Regions from separate parts of the Mus musculus genome. Here regions 1 and 3 are each linked to region 2. Evidence: chromatin loops called from intact Hi-C (ENCODE). Cell type or tissue: heart. All regions are shown on one strand. Region 1 overlaps Iqschfp (Iqcj and Schip1 fusion protein). Region 2 overlaps Rsrc1 (arginine/serine-rich coiled-coil 1). Region 3 holds the start of Gm25919 (a small nucleolar RNA gene).

The links. A loop is a pair of places that touch in the nucleus more often than their neighbours do. Peaks named below come from ENCODE experiments on the same cell type or tissue, not always from the same donor. Only the 100,000 strongest peaks of a DNase experiment are listed, where the experiment ranks them.
Region 1: it touches region 2 in a loop (5-fold over the local background); 7 of 42 quality-filtered maps call a loop at or near these places.
Region 3: a loop joins it to region 2, with 15 times the contacts of the local background. A loop is called at or near these places in 34 of 42 quality-filtered maps.

What each region holds. Positions count from the first base shown.
Region 1 is chr3:68,042,918-68,050,917 of GRCm38, forward strand. It overlaps Iqschfp (Iqcj and Schip1 fusion protein), which reads left to right. Exons shown (of 11, transcript NM_001113419.2): 3 at 4,321-4,401. It overlaps Iqcj (IQ motif containing J), which reads left to right. Exons shown (of 4, transcript NM_177585.3): 3 at 4,321-4,401. Among named protein-coding and RNA genes, the nearest start is that of Schip1, 18 kb to the right of the region's middle. In heart, a CTCF peak has its summit at 3,088 (motif pointing left); no DNase peak of the experiment used is centred here; H3K27me3 peaks cover 871 bases.
Region 2 is chr3:67,348,910-67,356,909 of GRCm38, forward strand. It overlaps Rsrc1 (arginine/serine-rich coiled-coil 1), which reads left to right. Exons shown (of 10, transcript NM_025822.4): 8 at 1,000-1,106; 9 at 6,565-6,717; 10 at 7,312-8,000. The coding sequence ends at 7,404. Among named protein-coding and RNA genes, the nearest start is that of Mlf1, 21 kb to the right of the region's middle. In heart, a CTCF peak has its summit at 3,663 (motif pointing right); no DNase peak of the experiment used is centred here.
Region 3 is chr3:67,565,380-67,573,379 of GRCm38, forward strand. It overlaps Gm25919 (a small nucleolar RNA gene), which reads right to left and starts at 7,912; the gene lies at 7,781-7,912. In heart, CTCF peaks have their summits at 3,113 (motif pointing left) and 7,856 (motif pointing left); a DNase peak (open chromatin) is centred at 3,002; H3K4me3 peaks cover 301 bases; H3K27me3 peaks cover 1,722 bases.

The DNA.
Region 1 (8,000 bases), 690 kb after region 2:
TCTACTGAAGGACAGTGTCTCACTGTTGATTAGATGAAGATTCTGAGTTACACACACATTTGAGTTAGGGCATTATTGTTATGCCTGGTCTCATAATATAAGTAAATAAGAATGCAGAAACTTATTCACTATGAAAATACCATGGAGTTTTTAAAAAGTAGAATTTCCTTATGACCTAGAATTCCCATTACAAGATATATCCAAGGGAACTGAAAACAGTCTGTCAAGAGATGTTGTACTCTCCTGTAGGCTGCAGCATGACTCAGAATCACCATGACATAGAGACAGCCCCAGGGGCAGTGGATAGATAAAGAAAATGTGGCACACAGACAGAATGGAATATTATGCATCTACAGAAGCATAAAATCCCGTCATTAGTTATAATATGGATAAGTTTGGAGAAATTGCATGAATAAGCAATCCGGATACTGAAGGAACTCTTTAGATCATCATCTGTGTAATTTAAAATAGTTGATCATATGAAAGTGGAGAAGTAGAATGGAAATTTCCAAGTGCTTGGGAGGGACGGTTTGGGGGCAGAGAAAGGGGAAATAGGTACTGTCTTCGTTACCGTTGAATGGGAACAAGAGGTTCCTATCTATCTATCTATTCCTTTGCGATAGCATCTCTCCTGAGACCTGAGACCCATGTTTTCTTAGCTGGGATGGAAGTGTAAGGGCCCCAGAGCTCTTGCTTTCTCCAGAACATTGCATCTGAGGTTACACACATGCTCAGACTCTAGGTTTGTCCCATGAGTGCTGGGATCTGATTTCTAGGCTCCGTGGTAGCAGGTCAAGCAGGCAGCATTTTTAACAGCTGAGCCACATGCCAACCCTAAAATGTCCAAGTTTCCTTGATTAGTTGAAAAAAAAAACCTTATATTTAAAAAAAAAATCTTTTCTTACCAGCACTTTCACTGGCTATATGTAAACAGTAAAGATTTTAGCTCATCCTAGAAAGAATTTTCTTCTAGTAATGACATTAGGGCTACATCATACTTCTTTTGCCTAGAGAGAGAGAGAGAGAGAGAGAGAGAGAGAGAGAGAGAGAGAGCTTATGGAAAATGTCCTGGCTCAAGCCCCACTGCAGACAAATAGAATCTGGAACCCTGGAAGCAGCATCTAAGAGCTCCCTTCAAGTGGTTCTGAGGGGGATCTGGGGTGAGGATGTGCGTAGGCGCATCCCAGTCTGCAGTTTCTCAGCAAACTCCCAAGCAGCCCCATTCTCTGAGGAGGCAGTGCCTCTCTGATGTTCAGCCCATACACTTAGTCAACCTGGCTACATCCATTTTTCATTATTGATTTAAATGTAGGAAATGAACTCCAAAAGTTTTTTTCTCCCTTTCTAATTGACCACAGCTCCATATCAAATCTCTTACTACCACCACCATGTTAATTCCCCAGCTCTGGGCTCTCAGGGAGACGTGAGCAGCAGTGAAGTATGTGTGGGCTTGTTCCCCCAGTCCCAACACCAGTGTAATCGTTCCCTTGTGCCATCCAGAGACTCAGAACAGCTAAAAACAGCTGTGAATGACCTGCCTGTCTTGCAGTTTGGTGTGTTCTCCTGTGAGGGTGGAATACTCTAGGGATGGGAATTGGCTCTCTTCAAAGCACATAGACAGGCACAAGTCCTCCCATGCAGGGAAGAGTTTCAAATGAAACCATCTCTTTCCTAGTTGTCAGGGACAGAGAGAAGCAAATGCTACGGGCGCCAGACTCAACATTTAAATGGATTTCTTCGTACATTTGCATAGATTGCTGGAAATTTTTCCTGGTTTGCTTCCAGGCAGGACTCTGCCCTTGAGAACTGTCAGAGTTTGATTGAAAAACCTGGGGTGCTTTGAGTGAGCAGATGAGGCATTTCGTTACAGCTGTAGCTGACTTGGGTGGCGATGTAAATCACCTCCGCAATTCACAATGACTGTAAGTTAAGTGATCGTCGTGTCATAGCAGTTGATTGGTTATTCCCCTTTGGAACATTACATTTATCCCAAACACTCAACCGGCATTTTGTGGTAGACAGTTGGTGTGAAGGGCAGGGAAGCTACAACTCCACACTATAAAGCCAGTTAAGGGCATTTACATACATGTGTGTGTGTGTGCGCATACACACGCGCGCACACACACACACGTGCACACACACACACACACACACACACACAGAATCACAATAGAGCTTGGCAAGTGTCCAAGACCAGAGACAAGTAGTTAGTAATGCTATTAATTAGAAGACTTCTTGGGAGTCTATTATTTATGGTAATTACACATTAACTTAAGTAATACCTTAGTCTAGGTGCCTTTCTTAGTTGTAATTATTGAGCTAGTCTCTCGCTATCTCTGACAGGAGACTTGGCATTCTATGTTCCACCACTGTGCTGATAATATATAGTGACTTGATGAGCCACAGGAAATTATTGACGAGTTGCCCTGTCACTAGACAGTTTAAGCCAATAGATGTTTGTCATTTATAGTTTGTTGGTAATGTATAAGTTATATGACCAAATTAGGTCATGTATTTTCTTTATTAAAATATTGCTGTTGTTGCCTTTGATTATTGCAAGTGATAATTGCCTGCATTGCAGGCATTCTTTGACAATTTGTTAATTTGTAATTAATGGTATGCTTAATAGACTTTAACTTTAAAACACCGTTGTTATAAGACTACTGTGCTATAAGATTGCATGGTCATGAAGTGAGTTTTGTATGCTCACCTACTCTGGGTTGGATCCATTGTGTTTCCTGTTTAATAATCAATCACACACACACACACAATTATATATATATACACACACATACACACACACACACATATACACACACACACATATATATACACATACACACACACTTGTAACACACACCTTCTAGACTGAAAGAAGATGAGCTATTGTTGGTGTTCTCACCATTTTAACCACATTCTTTGAGTTATTTCTGGCCCACAAATGACTGAATAATAAAGAATTGACAGCAAATTCTGAATACCAATGCCACAGAATAAGAAAGAAAAAAAAATGTTTCTTACTCATCAACAATCAGGCTGAGCAACAGCGGAGCTACTTTGGGCTCATGGCACCACCTAGTGGTCATATAGAATATCTGCCTTGTCAGGTTTTCTCACTGGCGTGAAGGAAAGTAGTGGGGTAGCTCTAGGATAGTTTCCTCCTCTTCCTCTTCGTGTGTGTCTGTTCTTTCCTGCTCTCTCAGTCATGATTCACATAAATTTGTGTAGCTACCTCACATTCCCATCTCATCCCTGCGTCAGTCTTAAACATCCCTCTGAACCCCCTGCTCTAAATCCTTTGCTTCCCTGAAGTGTTGGCTTTCGAACTGGAGGTCCCCATACACTGGTAGCTTGTTACAGCTTGGTAGGTTACCACTTGCCTTTAACAAAACATAGACACACAAGAATTGATATCAAAGTATGACCTACGTTTTTTGGTCCAACCATGTACATCCCTTGTACGCACTATGCATTCTACGACTGAAGTCCTAGTTTGATTTTCCATTGCTGTGATACAGCAGTGACTAAAACCAACTTAGAGGGTGGGGAGTGGGGGAAGGGTTCCTTGCAACTCATAGTTAACCAACCATCACTGAGGGAAATCAGGAAGGCAAAAACCTAGATGCGGGGACTGAAGCAGAGAACCTAGAACTGGAGGAATGCTGTTTCCTGGCTTATTTCCAGGCTCACGGTCAGGTACCATCCTTATATATCCATGACCATCTGCCCAGGGGTGGCGCTGTCTGCAGTAGGCGCTTCATTCTCACTTTCTTATCCACTCTTCAAAACCTAGCCAAGGATAGCGTCCATATTGAGCCGTAAGCACCCAGGGAGGGACCATGTCTGCAAGAAGCTGTGGTCCTGGTGATTGTGAGCTCAGAAACAGCTTACGGGATGAAAGGGGGAAGGGCCTTGGCAGTGGTATCTTTGAGGATGGATAAGGGGTAGAAATAAGAAGGAAAAGAAAGTAAGGGGTTAAAACAAGTTCACTGGAGCTATGCAGTCACCGCTAGGTGAGTACTGTTTTCTGTGGGTCTAACCCTGTGGGAAGTGCCCACATTACCTCTTTATTTATCCAAAAGGGTCAATTTTCAAGCTTTAGCACTTGAGTAGCAGAGATGGGTAGAAAACAGCGGAGAAGGCAAAGATTTGTTTACAGAGCCAGGTTCCTTACCACAAAAAAAAAAAAAAAAATTTAATTAGGATTTTTGTTAATCAATCAACATCACTCTTTTCAAAACTGTCTCAGTTAAAAGAATTATCCCTGTGAGCAATGGCTTTCCGGACTGAACTACATAGATACATTCTTTCTCTTTCTAGTCACCAGCTGGCCATGGATGTGGAGAATAACATTGAGAACTATCCCCTCAGCCTACAGCCCTTGGAATCAAAGGTGAAAATGTAAGTTGTCACAAAGTTCCGGAGGTTAGTTGTCCAGGCATGTGCCTTGGGTGCTTGTGAACAAACCTGGAGCAGTGTGGCAGTACAGAGTCACACATTTCTTTATTTCACATTTGTGTGCCACGGGTCCAGCCAGGGTCGAAACAGCAGCAAATGTAGCTTTGGCCCACACCTCCCATTACTGGCCATGGTTGGATGGATTTTATGGAATTCCAGCTTACTGTTTCTGTTTTTCCTTTCAAGGCTAGCAGGAGTCTTTGTATCAGCCTTCATTTTGTCATCTCACCGTTGGAGACATCGCCTTGCATGCATGCACACAATTTGTAAAGCCCTTCTTTCTTCCTATTTCCATCCCCACCTCCAGTGCTGGGGGAAATGACCCTTTATCTTTCCTGCCCCCACGAAGTGGGTGGTGCTTCTGCATAGCCCCACCCAAGAAAGACCCACATGACCCTCCCCCCCCACTTTCTGTTATACCTGACTATCATAATAAATTAGTGATAACTATACCGCAACATTAATAAAACGAAGCTGGTGAGCCCCAAAGTGAAGCAAATCCTACTGGAGAGCAAGTTATCAACCCTTAAAAGGTATTTTTAGGTAGAGAAAGGAGCTTCAGATCCCCCTGTGTAGTACCCAGAGTGTTCCATTCACACTCATTCTGGGATTCTTCCCTATTCCGCGTCTCCCTCAGAGGCACAAATAAGAATTGCCAATGTTGGTGTACACAGTTCTCCTTCTTCCTCCCTCTCCTCCCAAGTCCCATTAAAACTCTAAGATATTTGAACACCTGCAGAGTTTCAATATGTCTGAACTTGAGAAACACAGATCATTTGTGGAGAAGCTCAAAGAAGTCACTCTGAAGAAGGGTGGCTGAGGGTGAGCGGCTTTGAACAATACGCCACCTCTGGGTTATAATGTCCTGCTGAGGGAAGAAAATAGCCATCCGCATCACTCCAAGTCTGTGCCCACCATACACATCACAGTGTGAGCATCCGGCCTCCCCTTCATGATAAGCCCAGACAGTTTCTGAACTGACCAGGTACCCTGCTAGGAAGATCTGTGCCTCACATCCTGGCTGGAATGACTCTGCCTGTTGAATTGCTTTCTGCAAGCAAGTGTCACTTTCACTGCAGAACATGTTGAAGTGCAGGCACAGGTTGCTGAGTTATTAGGAATTTCATTCAGATGAGTCCTGTTAAATGAAAAGGTACTGCATAGGGACTCTGCTGTGTGGGGAAACGGAGAGTGCTTCATGGAAGAATTAAGTTAGGAAAATGCCTGATCCTTTAAAAAAAATCATCTCCAATCAAAACAGAGGAATGGGTACTGAGAAGAAGAAGAATCGAAGACAAATCAGCTCTCTGGGTTTGTGAGTCCAGCCAGCGGAGAGAGCTGGGGCTTTATGACTTCATGTTTGCTGGTTTGATGGAGGAGTCTCAGCTCAGTGAAGTATAAATGAATGCTTTTTATCTCTCGTAATAGCTCTGAACCCCATTTCCAGTTACTGGAGGGGGATGGGGCAGAGAACTTCATCTTGCCCAATAATGGAATTTGAGTCCTATCAGAGTTCACTCCAGCTCAGTGAGTCCTGTCTAATCTGGTTATTAAATTCTTAACTCCCTGGGCATGTTGCTCATATCCCTTACACACACACACACACACACACACACACACACACACACAGAGAGAGAGAGAGAGAGAGAGAGAGACAGAGAGAGACAAAGAGAGACAGAGAGAGACAGAGAGACAGAGAGAGACAGAGAGAGACAAAGAGAGACAGAGAGAGACAGAGAGAGACAGAAAGAGACAGAGAGAGAGAGACAGAGAGAGACAAAGAGAGACAGAGAGAGACAGAGAGAGACAGAAAGAGGGAAGGAGGGAGGGAGGGAGGGAGAGAAAAAGGGAGGAAGACAGGGAGAGCTCACATCATATAGCCTGCACCTTCACCCTGTCTACTCCCATCTTCCTTCTCTCTGCCTCCCTCCTGTTCTCCTTTCTGCTGCAGACCGTCCTACCTCCCCTGTGCTAACTCCCTGAAGCTGCCCAAGTCCCCCACCAATGATGAGCATTCAGGCTTCTAGACCTCTGTCTCTTTTATGGGGGCTGCAAGGCTTGGAATCTTGGAGGATGGGGGCCACAGGATCTACCAAAAGCCCTCACCAATGACACAGACTTCACCTCCTCATTGGCTCTGCCTTTTGCTCTTTTACAGGTGTCTTTTATGACAATCTTTCTGCAGGACCTTGGTAGAGGTCCTGGGAGAGGGCACATCCATTCTTGCTTCCCAAGGGACAATTTTCTGGCATAAAGAGAACTGGTATAAATATGGCCTTTGTCTGAGCATTTAGGGTCACCACCAATGCCACAGGCTTTGTCTTAGGGCCTCCGTCCTCTGTTGGTGGTGACATTGTTAAACATCTGCTGATGAAAGAGAAAAGCAATGCTCATTTTTATCATAAAATCTACCCTTCTGGTGCCTTCTCTCTCCTCCCCGATGGAGAAGCACTGTAGGCTCCAGTGCTGGGTTACATGGCTGATGATGAGCCCCAAAAAGCTGGGTCAGAGTGAGACCTTGAGAGGCAGAACTCCAAATGTAAAAGACAAGCAAGAAGAGAACTTCTCTTGGTACAGGCAACGTGTCCTGTGTGGTCAAGTGAGTGCGAACCCCAGCATGGCGTGTGGGGCAGCACAAGATCCCTTCAGTTGGCTTCTCACACTCAAGGCATTGTGAGAAGGAAAATATTTGAAAGAAATTCAGAAAGAGACTGCAATGCAGTAGGGCAAAGCCTAAAGAAAAAAGCAGAGGCATAAACAGGTGATAAAATGTGTGAGTGTGTGAGTGCATGTTTGTGTGTGTGTGTGTGGGGGGGGTCATCAGGATTATGTGACTTCATTCAACAACACACCTGGTGAGAAGTCATCCTGAGTTTTAGACTTGGATGATCAATGGAATGTGTCAAGAGAAGGAAAAAATCAGGACCACAGAGAATTTATGGAAGGCATTTGGGAAAATTGAAAGACAGGTTCCCCACACACCAGGAGAAGGTAAGCATCCAGATGAAGGATGCCAGTCCAGCTTGGGAACAAAAGCTGAGTGTGTTCTGACTGCAGGCTAGAATGACCTGTGGGCAACAGATGAGTGTCGGTGCCCTGTGGAAAAAAAAACGAGCCACCTTTCAGCTCCCTGAGCATCATCCTTCACGTCTGGGCCAGTTACCAGGTTATAAGTGACTATCAAGAAGTTCTCCCAATTTAAACCATTACCATTATGCCAGGGCATTGTCTCTTGGGAAGCAAGAATGGATGTGACCTCGCCTGGGAAGATGATTTGACAATATTTTCTGATAGAACCAACATATGGGCATGTTGAACATCAATCAGTTTTCGTTTAAAGATATATTTGACAGAATTGGATATCTTGCAAGAGAAAAAGACACTTGTTGAGGTTTCAGAATTTGTGAAAACATTTCATAAAAAGCTTGGCTGAATCACATTGTTAAAGTACAGTATCTACCTCATTGTTCTAGATAGTTTATATCAACGGACACAGCTAGTCACTGAGAAGAGGAAAGACAGAGGAGGACTTGCCTCCATCA
Region 2 (8,000 bases):
ATTACACAACAGTACCAATTATAAGTTTGGAAGATTTATTTATTTTTATTTTATATGTATATGTGAGTGCCTGCATGCATGTATGTGCACCACCACATGCATGCCTGATACATGCAGAAGGCAGAGCGTACCTCAGGCTCTCTGGAACTGTGAGCTGCCCAGTGGGTACTGGCCACTGAACGCAGGGCCTTTACAAGAACAGCAATGACTCTTAACCACTGAACCATCTCTCCAAACCTCAAATGATCTATTTTTGATCAAAATAAATTGAGCTTAAGGCCAGCCAGATCCAGAAGGGAGGAAACTATGAAATAAGTAGTTCACTTGCTCAGTAAGCAAGTGACAGTGACAGAGTGGGAGGCTCTGCATGACAGAGAAATCCTGTCAACACACAAGTGTCATGTGGGTACTCACTTGTGTCTTGTTCAAACAAGCTACTGTAGAAAGACATCTTTTGATACCAGTGAAAAGTTAAACATGGAGCATGCAGATCATATTTAATTACTGGTACTCTGAGGCCTGAGCAACAGGATCATGACAACATTGTTACTATTGGTGTCACATCTCAGTCTCTTAGAGCTGATGAGACAGCGCATGGTCTGGGGTCTGGAGTTTGTTTGTGTATAGTAGGTCCTCCTCTTGGCTCTGCTTTACACACTGCAGGTTTGCACCCCAGAGTACAAGGGCATGCACAGCAGTGATGGCTGAAAACTGGGCGATGGTTATGCATGGGTTTGTTGTCCTTCATTCCTGTTGTGTGTTTTCCTAATAAGATGTTAAAAGTAGAGGGACGGGGCTTACATTAGCCAAGATCACATTGGCAGTGCCTCTTCAGTAAGCTTTAGATTTTAGGTGAGAGTCTTAGTTTCTGGGCATATTTTGTTTTTGAAGCTCATGTGGAACAGTGCCTATTACAGCTTAACTTAGTGTATCCATGTGCATGGGCGTAGTGTTGGTAACAAGCTTGTACTAAAGTACACTAACATTTCTCTTTTACAGACCAAGCCACCCTGGTAGAACAAGTCAAAAGAGTAAAGGAAATCGAAGCAATTGAAAGTGATTCTTTTGTTCAGCAGACATTCAGATCAAGTAAAGACGTCAAAAAGGTAAGTGTCCACGGGCAGGCTGTGAATAGGCCTTTGGGTGCCAAAGGAGGGGCTTACTCATGGTCCTACTTAGATCTGACTGCTTCCTCCCATACGTAGATGAATGAGGAAGAGAATGTCACTTGTGTTGGTGACAGAACGAATCAACAAAAATGTATTGTAAACATGGTTCTGGTACCATATACCACCACATATGATTCTGTAATGTCCCTTCCATGAGCATAAGCAGGTTTTTTTTACACATGCGTGTGTATACTTTTTGAATTGTTATTCCTAGATAGATTGTATTAAAGGACTTTAAATGATAAAGCTATTGCTCAAACAGAAGAGTGGATCTCTGGTCTTTGCCCAGGTGTGTGTCACTTAGTCGGCTTCGGAAAAGAGGAGCTTTGATGCCATTTCATTTCTGTTGAATTTTTTGCTTATTCTTTCACTCATCAAGAAGACTGCATTCCTTAGAAGGAAAAGATGTTCTAGGAAATGCATTGTACCCTTTAGTAGCATTGATATAGTGAAACAATAGCTGTAGCTTACATTTATTTTAAAGTTTAATACATGGGCAACTGTGGTAAGGTTATATAGCATACTAATGATAGTCATTTATTTTTCTGGTATCAAATTTATAACTAGTTATATTCTGGATATTACATGTTTTTAATAAGATGAAGCTACTTGTTCACGTTTACATTATTTAATGTTTCAAAAATTACCCTCCAAAAATACTGTACCAATTTAAATTCTCACTAAGAGTACAAGGAGCTTTCTGTCTTTCAAACAAAAGCTTTTTCGTGTTTACTAACCTGATATGTCAAAACGATTAAGCACTAACTATACAACTTCTGGTGGTAATAGAGATTTGGAATTTTAAATCACCTAATACATTTAAAGATAGAATATTCCAAAGAATGAGTTGAGTGTGTGATGTTTGTCAGGTACAGACAGGCCTTGGATGATCCACAGCCCCTGTGTTGCCTCAGTATTTATAGTATTGAACTTGTACTAGTTCGTCACACCTCCTGAAAGCCACAGCTATGAGATGGAGACAGGTCCATTTTTTCTTAGTATCTTATTCTTGCATACTATAAATTCATTTACCTAAAAACAAAAATGTGTTTGAGGGTTTGGTGTCAACTGTATTTATTTTCTGAACTTCATTCTGAATTCTCTGTTCTTTTTGGATGTTCTTATAATCGAAGAGTGATTTCTTTTTGTGGAAATACTACTTACTCTACAGTCTGGGCTTTGTTCTACAATACTTTCCTATCTGGTTCTAGGTTTGTTTCTCTTTACATTTATTTCTAACTCACGTTTTCTTTCATGAAAGTGTACCTGGTGAGGATTAGTTGTTCTTAACAGGAGAATATGCTAGAGCCTCAGGAGATGGCACCCACCTCTGAGTACACAGTAAAGTCTTAGCCATCCAGCACGTGACTGCTGTTGCTAACTATGCTTCAGAAAGATCAGAAGAGCAATGACGGACTAACAAGAATAAATTTAGCCTCCACTGAAGTATAAAATGGGGGACAATGTATTAGCTTAGAAAGTGGCGTAGCTGTCTAGTCTGAAATGTCTGTGTCTGCAGTGTAAGGCAAGGACTCGGGATGCCTAAGAAGATGAATTATTTATGAGGAGATTACTTAGCAAAGAGAAGTAAATTATCCTGAGTACTATTTCATCCAGGTCCTGGGAAGACATGATGGGCTATCCTCACTGCATAGCAACGATTACCTCTGCTGAGGACTGAATCACCAGGGCCCAGCTCCCCAGATCTTCGTCCTCTGGATAGTGGTGTGCACTTAGTGCAAAGCTACTTCTCTAAGAAGGCTGTCCATGCTTAGCTGCCTTTTCAATTGCCGCTTTCCGCGGATTAAGCTGGAGAACTGTCACCGGGAAGAAAATGCCTCATAGCAATGGCATGCTAGACACTCTGGGTATCCTACAATGCATGCTGATCTAGCTAGTGTAACGCTGAACCCTTACCCAAGGAGTTAGAACGCTGCATAGATCCTTGATGCATCCTTATCTTTAGAAGCTATGATATAGCTTGTTTTAAGATGTTGTCCCACATCAACTTGGCACCAAGTGTTTAGCCTTAAGACTGTTGTGTCTGGCAGATAATCCCCCCAGTGTTCAAAAGCAGAGTAAATAATCCTGTGCCACATATGTAGCAGATGTGTAGCTGGGTCTTCATGCAGGTCCCCACAACTGCAGCCAGGGCTACCCCTGACTCTGTTGCCTGCTGTGGATTCCGTTGCCCTAACTGGGCCACCTTGTCTAGCCCCAGTGGGAGAGGATGTGTCTAGTCCTGCAGTGTGCAGTGACTTGGTGTGCCAGTGTGGGTTGGTACGGGCGGGGGGGGGGGGGGGGGGCGGGGGGGCGGTGATAAAGGGAATGGCTTGTGAGGGGAGACTTGGAGGAGTGGTAGGGCTGCACTCAAGATATAAAGTGAATAAATTAATCAATTAATGAAAAAATAACAACAACCATGTGCAGCATGGGCATTTCTGTTAATTGAAGGATTAGGAAAGTCATTTTCCAGTTGGACCACCAGGTGGCAGTATTGCACAAAGGCAGAAGTCCTGTGGTCCTGTGCTGAGATGTTTCTATGGTTGAGCCAAATTTTTCTCTTACATTTTCCATCACTTAACTGAGAAGCATCTATTGATTCTACAGCCACAAAATTTTAAACTTCCATGCTCCAATCCTAACTTTTGATAATTTTAATTTGCATATTTGCAAATTAATTTACCCTTTTTAGTTTATACTTTTTTTTAATGTTGGGCTGAAGAAATGGCTTAGTAGGCAAGAGCTCTTTCTTGCAAGGGTAAAGATATGTGTTTGTATACCAGCACAGGGGGTGAGGGGCATGACAGAAAGAAGCCAAGTGTAATCACATGTGTGCTGTGGAGCTCACACAAGTTACTGGGTCCTCCTGGACCAGCTCCAGGTTCAGTGAGAGATCCTGTCACGGGAATAAGGCGAGCATGCTAGAGCAGGACAGATGTCCCCCAGCCTCCATGCTTGTACACTGCACACACTGTGGAAGCACACAGGAAATGCACGGTGAGAGTAACTGAAGAGGGAGAAACCACAGCTCCTCCACATCTTTTTAAGGCAGTTCAGCTTGTGGTCAGCGTCCCCCACCTAAGCTCTATGGCAGCAAGTAGACTTTATGAGGCAGCGTGGACTACGGAATGTTGAGTTCTTGAGTCTTGTTGGACTGCGTGTCCCACTTTCCCTCACACAGAATATTGGGTCTACCTCTAACTCAGGTTCATAAATGTGTATTATAACTTCATCACTAGGGCTGTATACCTTCTAGGCTCAGTAGATCAGAAATATACAAATGTTTGAAACCTGGATGGCATGGGAGGGGTGATGTTGCCTCCAAAATATAAGAAAAACGCCAAATAAAATGTAATGACTTTTTAATATATATAAAAATTAACATTGTGATTCACATGACTATAATTGGTTATTAGGTTTCGTATTGATAAGCAAGCCTTCATTTGGAAGCAGGTTGTGGCACAGACTTTTTTCACTTTGTAAGACTGTCTGCTCTGCTTTTCTTTGATGATCTCCCAGAAATACATACAGCCTTCAGGGTCATTTTGTCTATAAGAGTAGAAGTCTCTCTTATGTATGCAGACCAGCTTCCTTTAGTGTGAAATGAATTCAGTTTGAATCAAATAAAATCCTAAAATAGTGAATGAATCATACCATTAAGCACTAGTTTATTTGGGATGAAGGGATGGTTGCGTCTATCAAACATTTGTTGTGTAAGCAGGAGGCCTGGGATTATTTATTTCTTGTGAGTATATTCTGTGGTTAATAATTATGTGGTTATTGTTATATATTTGTTTATAATCTATTAATTCACTCAACAACGAAACTCTCCAGTAAGCACAGGGTCTTCTCTAGTTTGTTCTCCCTTTGTCTCTAGGGCTTACCAAGCAATGTTTAATGAGACAATTAAATTGATAAGTCTCCAAATTGAGAACAAAATAATCTAAGAAAAATTTGATTTATGCATACATAACTCATCCTCTATACATTTTCCATAGTAATATTTGTTTTGAGCTCCATTCAGAAAATAGGTGTTAAGTAGTAGATATAAGTCAAAAAAAATAGAAATTAAATAAAATAGAGCCCATAGATGTTGAAAAAAGATGACCAAGGAGAATTGATCTCCTAGTCATTTGTTCTGTATTATATTTTAATTTTAACTTCAGATTCCTATCTAATTCATACCATACACTTCCTGCTGTCTTACTGCTAATCAGTCACTCCTCAGGCCATCATCTCTGTCAGAGAAGATTGAAGTTGACCTGAGTCAGCGCATGCCGCTGCTCCCTTCAAGGCAAGAGCAGTAATTTACCCATCTTTGTGTTCCAGCACATAGTGCTGTATATGGGCCATGGCAAACACGGCATGCAGTTGGGGTGGGGGGCAGTAAGAAGTTTAGCTTTATTCTTACAGAATACAATGTACCTTTTTAGAAAGCTTTTATTTCAAAATACTTTTAAGTAATCTTAAAAGAGTCTACCCAGTGGATGATGCGAGGATCAGTGTGCAGATCCATACAGTGGTGTGTTCTTTAGCAACTGCACAGGAGTGCTGATATGCTATCACTCTGATGGTTCTTTAAAATACTAAGCTAAATGAAAACCACTTACTGCATGGTTCCTTGTACACAAAATATCGAGACAAGCTGTGCAGTAGTGGCACACGCCTTTAATCCCAGCACTCGGGAGGCAGAGGCAGGCGGATTTCTGAGTTCGAGACCAGCCTGGTCTACAGCCAGGGCTATGTAGAGAAACCCAGTTTCAAAAAAAAAAAAAAAAACATAAAACAAAAAACAGAATAGACAGCTACAAAGTAGATCAGCTGACTGCCCTTTCTTCAAGAGGTTGGAAGAAACAGGAAGTGATTGCTAGTAGATATGGACTGTCAGAAGGATTAATGATGAAGACATTCTGAAATAGATCAGGATAGCAGTTATATAATTGTGTAGATAAGCTGAAGTCCGTAGTATGGTATGTGAATTATAGCTAACAAAAATAGATGTGTATTTTAAAGATAACTTATGGATTTTTCCTTATACCTGAGGCCAACTTAATCCTACAAGTATAATATAACTTTTTAATTATTACAATTTAGACACCAAATATGTGTATGTTTATACATGTATATATACATATGTGTGTATTTCAGTAGAAACAATTAAACAGTGATTTCACTTAAAAAAAAGTATAATGATCACAGGAAATTTAAAAATTTCCTTCACACTTGTATTTCTTTCTTTGAGTAACATTTTTTCCCATTCAGGAGTGTGGAACTTTTGAGGTGACTGTCATCTCAGAAGAGACCAAGCAGTGCTCTCTTTGCTCAGTATCATATGTTATGAAACCCGATTTCTAAGTGAGGCATGCCCAGGTTACATGTGTTGCATTTTCAGGCAGTAGAACCAAGTGAAGTGCAGCATGTGACTGCGGCATCAGGACCAGCATCCGCAGCTGCTGAGCCACCCAGCACTGGAAAGGAAATAGACCCTGACAGCATCCCCACGGCTATCAAGTACCAAGATGACAATTCTCTAGCTCATCCAAATGTGAGACCCTTACACCTAGTGCCTCTGCTTACTGAGCCACCCAAGCAGTGTCCCTTCCTCCTGACTCTAGGAAGACCAGTGCAGAAGAGTTCATGGCTTCCCTTGGCTACAAATGAGCAACTTACTTCAAGCCTTATGGTCTTTGTCATATGTTTTAATCTGGTGTTGTATAAACATGTTTCCTGACTTCCAAAACTGGTTTGTACTTAAGAAAAATGGTCAAAGATGGAAAATGGTTCTCTTTTTTGTAACTGAAATGGATAAGTTTTATACAGTCAAAATTCTAGTGTTAGCCCAACAGCTGTGACCCTGTCACTAATACAATAGTCTATGTCTTTACGTAATGACATGACTGTTTCTCAGAAAGGAGCTTGCAGATGTAGGCTGTGAAGTTGCAGGTCAGGGTCAGGTACTTGATGACTGGTGAGGCCTCACAGTGGGTGGGAGTTAAGCAGTGAAGGAGGCAGCAACGAGGGTTGAGCTGCACACACTGTTGCCCTTGGATTATCCTGTCCAAGGGATTCATGTCCCGTCACATCAGCTCCTAGCTACTAACACACACTAACGTGTTCCTTCTCCTTTCTCTTCCTGTAGCTATTTATTGAAAAGGCCGAGGCTGAAGAAAAGTGGTTCAAGAGATTAATCGCTCTCCGACAAGAAAGGCTGATGGGCAGTCCCGTGGCCTAAGCACGGACTTACGGTTGGATTGACAGTAACCTCGAAAACTTAGGTCGTAAAATTATATTACCAATATTAACTTTCACTCTTAAAAATAATTTAGCCAATTACATAAAAAAGAAATCTCATTTCTTCCCTCATGTTCAACTAAATATGTGGTAATTTGAATCTAACATTGTGAACAGTGAATCCGTTATAAAAGCTCTGAGTGCATGAAAACATATTTCACTATTAATAAAGTGAATAGTAAAAAATATTAGTGTTGAAATAAATGAACACTCAGTAGTGTTTCTCATTACAATTCTTACAAAGTCATGGTTTTCACCAACTATTAGATAATTTTCTTTACGAGGGCTATGTTATTTAGTGTGAGAATGAGGTTTCATCTCCTGTATTATGAAACCCTTCTTGAATCCCTTAGCTCCCCTTTCTTAAGGTTTTTAGGTATCATAAAAGGTCCGCTAAGAAGTCTAAGCAATGCCCATGTTAGATTTGAGGGCAACATGTTTTGTGTCAAGTGTGGACTCAGTCCTCTAACCCTAGGCCTTTGGAGGCTTAGGAGGGAAGGTCCCAATTCCAGTCTACACTACACAGCAAGTATTGGG
Region 3 (8,000 bases), 220 kb after region 2:
GGCAGAGGCAGAGGCAGAGGCAGAGGCAGAGGCAGAGGCAGATCTCTGTGAGTTTGAGGATAGCCTAGCCTACAGAGTGAGTTCCAGTACAGCCAAAGAAGGCTACACAGAGAGAAAGCCTGTCTTAACAAAATAAAAGAAAACCAACCAGCAAACCAAACAAACAAGCAAAACAGACACACACACACACACACACACACACACACACACACACACACACACACAAAGATGCCTGAAAACTGTGAAGAATGTGACAGCCAGAGTGGTCTCTGGAGTTTATGTTCACGTGCACATATGTGTATCTTCACACCCAAACATTTACATGTGTGCACTTAATCTGTTATCAGTCATTACAGACATTCTCTACTTCTGGAAACATATACCGCATGTGCATTACAGATTAGCAAACGTCCAAAAGCATCACACTTTCTTCCTTTAGAGTGTGGGAAAACAGAGGTTTTCTTTGAACTTGTCATAGGTGTAGGGTTTTAATTTCATAACTTGTTAGTATGTGGAGTAGCTGCTTGAGCAGTTTAGGTTCCCACCAACGGCGTGAAAGGCTCCTTTCCCACCCCCTCACTTGCATCTGCTGTCATTGTTATCTCATTAAAAACACCTTCTTTTTTAATTCGATGGATATGTGTGTATGTTGGGGGGGTGTTTGCACGAGTTCAGCATCCCCAGAGGGCATCAGAGTCCCTGCAGCTGCCATTACAAGGGGTTGTGAGCTGCCAGTCTTGGAAACTGAACTTTGGTCCACTGAAAGAGCAGCATACTCTCTTAACTTCGGAGCCATTTCTCCAGCCCAGTTGATGTTGGTGATAACCTCCCAGACTGGAACCCAAAGCGCACAACCTTGAGTGTCAGTCCTCACCTCGAGCCACTACTCTTGACCACTAATGTGTGAGCCAGGCCAGCTGCCTGAGAGCTCCTGCGACTCTGTCTTTGCCTCACATCTTGCCTTAGTAATGCTGGAATGACAGATGTGCACATCACATGGGTTATATGAAGGCAAACTAAGTTCCCTATGTTTGTGTGGCACTTTAGCCGCTCAGCCATTTCACTGGCCCAGTGGAATCTTGATGTAATTTTAGTTTTCATTTTCCTGATGGCTAAAGTGTTGACCTTTTATTTAGGGATTACTTGCTGGGCATTTTGGCTTGTTCTGAGAATCGCCTGTTCTATTACTTTGTTCATTTATTGATTTGGCTGTTTGTGTGTGGGTGCTTTATTTTTTCCAGTTTAAAAAATATACATTCTGAATACTAATTCCGTGTGATCTAAATATCTCGCAAAGATTTATGTCCCCCATTCTTGGGCTCAGCATTACGGTGATTGTTCCATAGAAGCTGTTTTATTTCATGTGACCTCATTTGCTAATATTTGAAATTAATTCTTGAGTGAATTGAAGTCCTATTTTAAAAATCACTATGTATGGAATGCTTCCCATATATGTTCCTCTAGTGGTTTCAAGGTCTTAAAGGTTTCTAATCTATTGAATTATTTCCATACAGGGAAAGAGATAGGAATCTAATTTCAATATTATGCATCTGGCTGTCCAGCTTACCCACCACTGTCTGTTAGAGGGACTCTCTTTTCTCCAACATGTTCTGGGCCCATTGTGTAGGCGCAGGAGTCTGCAGCTAAGTGGGCTTATTTATAGGTTTTCTAGCTTATTGGTCTACCTCTCTGCTTTTGTTCCAGTACCATGCTAAAATGGTGATTTTCATAACACAAAATGCTGCAGCACTTCCAACAAGAAAATTTGGCAATATTTAGCAAAGTTCATTTTTTACTCTAATGCATGAATCCCTCCTTAGCCTAAAAAAAAAAAAGCCCACAATTCCTTCAGATAATAGAACAGTTATCGTACTCAAGATTATTGCAAAACATATTTTGTAATAACAGAACCCTGGAGATGTGCCAACTGCATCGCAATTCGGGACAAATGTGTTTGATGATATGGGATGGGGTGGAAGAATATGGAAAGGTGTATAAGCTGGTAAGAGTGAGGGAAACCTCTGTGAAATCTTATAGAACATTTCTCAATAGAAGTTAGGTAGACAACTGATACTGCTGCTTTTGGACAGGGCTTGATATACAGCCCTGCCTGGCTTTGAAATGTTGCTCCTCACCCCTCTCCTTTTTAAAGGCCTAAAGCAGGAACCAATTACGATGTTTAGCTTTGAAGCTTGGGGGAGGAATGGTGGAGGTGAGAACCGAACCGGACCGAACCGAAGGCTTCTCAGGTCAAGCAGATCACCAGCCTTTCTGACATGCTCGACAAACCAGGTCACTTAATGTGTACATATGCTGAAATACGTACAGATCAGAGGGTGATAACCGTGCGTGTGGGGTTAGGAGGGGGAGGAGTTGAACCATACGTAACTCTGCACTGTTGCAATTCTTATATTCTGACAAAACCATGCTAAGGGAGGAGACATTTATTTTGGCTCACAGTTTGAAGGGATGCAGTCTGTCATGGCAAGGAAGGCATGGTGTCTGCAGTGGTTAGCCAGACACTGGCAGCTTCTCATGATAAGAGCAAGGGACCCTAAATAGTCACCACCTTTAAGGTTTTCCCCAGTCATTAGCTTCTGCTACTAGGCTACACAGCCCAAACACTCTATGAAATGTCACAGAACCAAAGTTCATTTTTTTTACTCTAATGCATGAATTCCTCCTTAGCCAAAAAAAAAAAAATCACATTTTTTTTTTTTTTTAAGGAGTGGGTGGCAGCAGTGGACCAGGGGCTAGCGAGTCCCTTGTGCTCATCTGCTGATGGGCGCATGCTGGATTTAAAGCCGGGCGGGCGTCATTTCTGAATAGTCCCTCTCTGTCTCTCTGTTCTGACAAGCTGTGTTGGCACCACTTGGGGAATGTCCCAGTTGTAAAATATGCTCTGTAGAGGAGTGTTCCTATCTCCTAATGCTGACATTCCAGTGGCATTAAAAATAACCTTCTCATCCCAGAGGTCTGTGTTTGTGCGCGCGTGCGCGCGCGGGTGTGAAAGCCTGTGTTGTGAAGCTATACTCCTGCTTAGTAGCCTTTTGGCCAGCGAGGAAGGTGGAGCCCCTCCCTTTGGATGTCTTTCCTGCGCCATCTACTGGCAGAGGTGAACATTGTACCGTTGGCAAAGGAACACAACATTTTAGGCAGCTTGGGAAAGGGTAATGTTGGGAGCAGACAGTAAATCCAAAATCCACGTGGAGCGTGGTTATTGATACTCAACATAGCTGTTCCTGAATCAGGTTTGTCCTCCTTTTCAGTTTGTGATTCACAAATATAAATGCACCGTTATTATTGCTTGATTTATAATGATGCATTTCTGTTACTCAGCTAAAAGGCTTCTTTAAAAACTTTCCAGTTAGGGTTTGGCAAAATGTCTTAAAGAGTAGAGGGACTTGCTGTCAAGCACGACGACCTGGGATTCATCGCCAGAACACACACGCTGGAAGAAGAGAACCGACTTCTGCAAACTGTCACCCTACCACACACTCATTTATAAATAAGTGCATAAAGCAACTGTAAACATTCAAATAGAACCATTCATGATAACCTGTTTTTCTGATTCTCTCATCCCTTATAGGGGAGGAAAAATACAATGTGTTTACTTTCTGCAGTTGACTTTAATGCAGACTTCCATGCATGTGGGCGGGGAGACCAGCAGATAGCCATATAGTTAACACACAGATAGATGCATGCAAAACAGGAGAGAAAACAAATCCTAGTGGATGGGAAGGGGGCCATGGACACAGAACAGTCATAAAAGGCATTTGAAAAGTAGATTTATTAAAATAAATTTATATTTACTTATTAAAATAAATTTATTAATATAAGTTTGGTCATTTGTGTTAGATATTGAGTGTGCTATTTTATCCCCAGCATGATATATGGGGATGTGAAATACTCCCTACAGGCTTATGTGTCTGAAGACTTCATCCCCAGTTTGTTGGCATTGTTTTGGTTCTGTGACATTTCATAGAGTGTTTGGGCTGTGTGGCCTAGTAGCAGAAGTTAATGACTGGGGAAAACCTTAAAGGTGGTGACTATTTAGGGTCCCTTGCTCTTATCATGAGAAGCTGCCGGTGTCTGGCTAACCACTGCAGACACCATGCCTTCCTTGCCATGACAGACTGCATCCCTTCAAACTGTGAGCCAAAATAAATGTCTCCTCCCATAGCATGGTTTTGTCAGACATCTGGTCATACAATAAGGAAAGTAACTAACACGGTACCTGTTTTTATTCCCAACATGCCAGCCTTTCTGGTCTTCAGGACAAACCAATTGTGTATCTTCCAAGGTAGATAACTTCCCTCTCTTCCTCTTAAAACCTTTTTTCTTTTTTTGGGAAATGTTATGCATGCATGTTTTGCCTGCATGTATGTATTGTACCACATGCATACCTGGTGCTGGTAGAGGAAGAGGGCACTGGATCCCTGGAACTGGAGTTACAGAACAGATGGTTGTAAGCCATGATGTGCATGCTGGGAACTGACCCTAGGTCCTGTTCAAGAGCGGCAAGTGATCTTAACAACTGGTCCACCTCCCTGCCACTCTCCCTTCACCAGCTTTTCAAACTAGATAAGAGGAACATGCTGCCACTCTGGCGGTCTCTGCATTATAAACATATATTCCGCCATACATATTAATCCCACGTACGTTACACAAGTTTCTGTTGCTGTGAGAGATTCAGCTGGGCAGAGGAACAGTCTCTGGGACATCTTTCATGGCTGATTTGCTCTGTCACATTGCAGTTTGTGATGAGGCTGAAACACTGTGGTGGGACAGAGTGGTAGAGGAGAGCGGCTCATCTTGTGGTGGCCAAATGTCAGGGGAGAGGGAAGGATGTGGGGGAGGGGGGGAGAAGGGAAGAGAGCAGAGGGGTCTGGGGCTCGATGTATTCCCAAGGGCAGTACCCCAGGTAGACACTCCCTTAACTATGTCCGTGCTGTTTCCCCTGTATATCTTTCCCTGCAAAATTCACAATTCCATTTATCTTAAAGACTGAATACATTTCCATCTGATGTATGTACATTTTATTCACTCATTCACTCATTGATAGGCATCTAGGCTTTTTCCAGCTATTGTAAATAGAGCAACAGTAAATGTGGATGTATAAGCAGCTCTGGGTGTGCTGAGTTAGATTCTTTAGGACATGTGTCTAAGACTGCTATAGTTGGATCACGGGGTAGTTCTAGTTTTATTTTAAAAATTCCCATATTGGTCTCCATAAAAATCTTTGCATATTGATGCACTCCAGCAGCTCATCGATGGGGTAGGTGTTGGGGTGCGCTGATTCAAAGCCCTGGATCTGGGCCTGAGAGGTATCTGAGCTGGTCAGCCTGCTCACACTCTCAAGCCTTTGGGGTTGACTCACAAGTAGCCTCCACAACCAGAACCAGTTTTATCCTGTTGTCCAGGCAAGGTGCAGGACCAGCTCTCCTGGGTGCTGAAGCCAGGAAGGGACAAGGCTAGTTCTTCCACTCTCAAGATCCTTGGATAGCTTTCCTACCTGCCATAGGTGGTGAGGGCAAAAAGGAGGGGAAGGGACCACACAGCAGACAAGAGGCAGGACTGCCTCTCCCATGCTCAGGCCCACAGACCAGTTTGCCCATTCTCCCGACACTAGGGTCAGTTCTATTGTGCTGTCCAGGCAAGATGCAGGGCCTACTCCTGAGTGCTGCAGCTGGTGAGGGGCGGGACCAGTTCTGCTCTCATGACGTGCCCGCTCTACCTGTCGGGAGCCATTTTGCCTGCTTCTATCAGGCAGGGTCAAGGCAGGCCAGGGTCGGCTGGCAGATTTCCTGGCCTGTTGATGAATGAAATGATAAGGGGATATACTTGAAACTCAAGGCGAGGGGCTGGATGTCCTGCTAATCTTGGAGGAAAGAACAAGGAGGCCTCTGGATGGGTATAAATATCTAGTGTACATCAGCCATTGTCTATGCTGGCTTGTGACTTTGTTTCCCACAATACTATAAAGTATGTAAAGGTTATGAGAAACACATTTGGGGCTGGCACAGTATAGACCTGCAGCCCTCCCGATCTCTAACCCTTGTCTCTGAGTCTTCCTTTTCTATAATCCTCTCACTCTCCCCTCAGATGACAGGGACTCTGCCACAGACGGGACTCTGCCACAGACGGGACTCAGTGGGTCCTCCTCAATCCGTGCGAATCAAGGCCTCGACCAGATGGGCATAGAATCGGAGGGTGACAAACAGAGATGACATGAGAGAGTGTGTTGTCACAAAGTGAACACCAGTCTTATATAATACAGAAAACAAAGGGGTAGGATGTCACAGCAGGCAAAGTACATTGAAGTATCTGACACAAAACAGAGGAATGACTTGAAAAGGACTTGAAAGAACCAGGTAATATTTACAATAAAGATAAAACAGCCCTGCCAAGGGTCAGCTAATGACAGGTAAGGATTTCACACCTTATTCACAATTTGTGCTACTCCTTTGAGCCTTATGAAAGCTAGCACCAGGGGGTCTGCTCTAGCAGACCTTCTCATGAATAATGCAATACCACAACCCCCCTATTTTCTAGGCCTTGGCAAATACTTGCATATGAAAGTAACTTGGCTGTAATGACGATTCTAAAATATACTTTGCTAAGCTTGCCCTGAGATTTCTATCTCTTAGCCAGTAAAATACTCTAAGAAAGCATGCAAGACCCTCCACAATATTGCAGGGACAAATCTGTGGCATTCTAGCTATGGGAATGCCAAGGTTCCAGGAGGCTGAGTTTCCTTGAAACTCTTTGCCTCAGTACTGCTTCCAGGTTTCCAAACCTGTAATGCGAGTCACTACTGGAGTGGATGTTGCAGGACTCCTCACCAGCAGGACCAGGGCACAATCCCTGGTGAGGGGAAAAGGGGAGGAGGGTAGCTCTTCCTTGTCCACACCACCACACAGAGAGCAGGGCCAGCTCTCCCACGCTCATATCCCTAGGGTTGGCTCACCAGAAACTCCAGCAATGGGAAGTGTGTGTGTGTGGGGGGGAAGCTCTCCTGAGAACAGCATCTGGCTAGGGTCAGGGGCAGCTTTCCTGCACTCACATCCCCAGGGCCAGCTATCCTAGATCCAGGTGAGGGGTAGGGATGGTTCTGCATAGCTCTCAGATATCAGCATGTCTCCAGGTGGCAGCTCAGACCAGGGGCATCTCCCAGGCCTTGGTAACAGGTCTGTGGTAACAGACCCCTGCTGCTGTAGGGCTACACATATCCCCCACCTCCTGTGGCAGCATAGGTCAGGACCCCATCATGGTCCCAGTTGGCATCACCAGCCACTCACATCATCAGGCCATTCCTCACTACTCTCCAATCTCCAGTTCTGTCTCTCTTCATTGTGTCCACATCCTTATGTTTTTCTTTCCTCTTCCATTTTCCCACCACTTACTTGCTCCTCTTAGTGGCACCAGGGTCTTTGAGTGTCTGGGGTTGTCTCAGGAGTGGTTTCATGAGTGCTATGTCTTGCTTCTCTGCATTATGACACCTGGTAGGGGTCAACTCTGACATGGTCTGTGTCACTGCCCCCAGGTCTGCATGGTGCTGGACTGATTGGTGGTCATCTCAGGCTTGCTTCTCAACCAGGGCTAACAGTCCTGGGCAGGATTCTTCTAGTCTCCGGCTCACTCATCACCCTAGGAGCCGGTCCCGACCTGCAGCCTGTGCTGTACCAAGGAGCTGAATTGGTGGTCCTCTCATGCTAGCTCCCTGTCCAGGCCCCCTGGTGCTGGACTGGTGTGGCCTCAGGCTTGCTTGTTCTCAAGGGATGTCAGGCAACTTACTAATCATCTAGATGTTCACAAGTCAGCACACTGAGCATAGACGTAGCCTCTCTTCTCTGCCACCTAGTGGTGGACATGTGACAGCAGCCACACCTGCAATACTTCTAGGGGAAGGGTGTTTGTTTTCTTGATATTAACCTGTATGGCAGAGAGAGAGAGAGAGAGAGAGAGAGAGAGAGAGAGAGACAGAGACAGAGACAGAG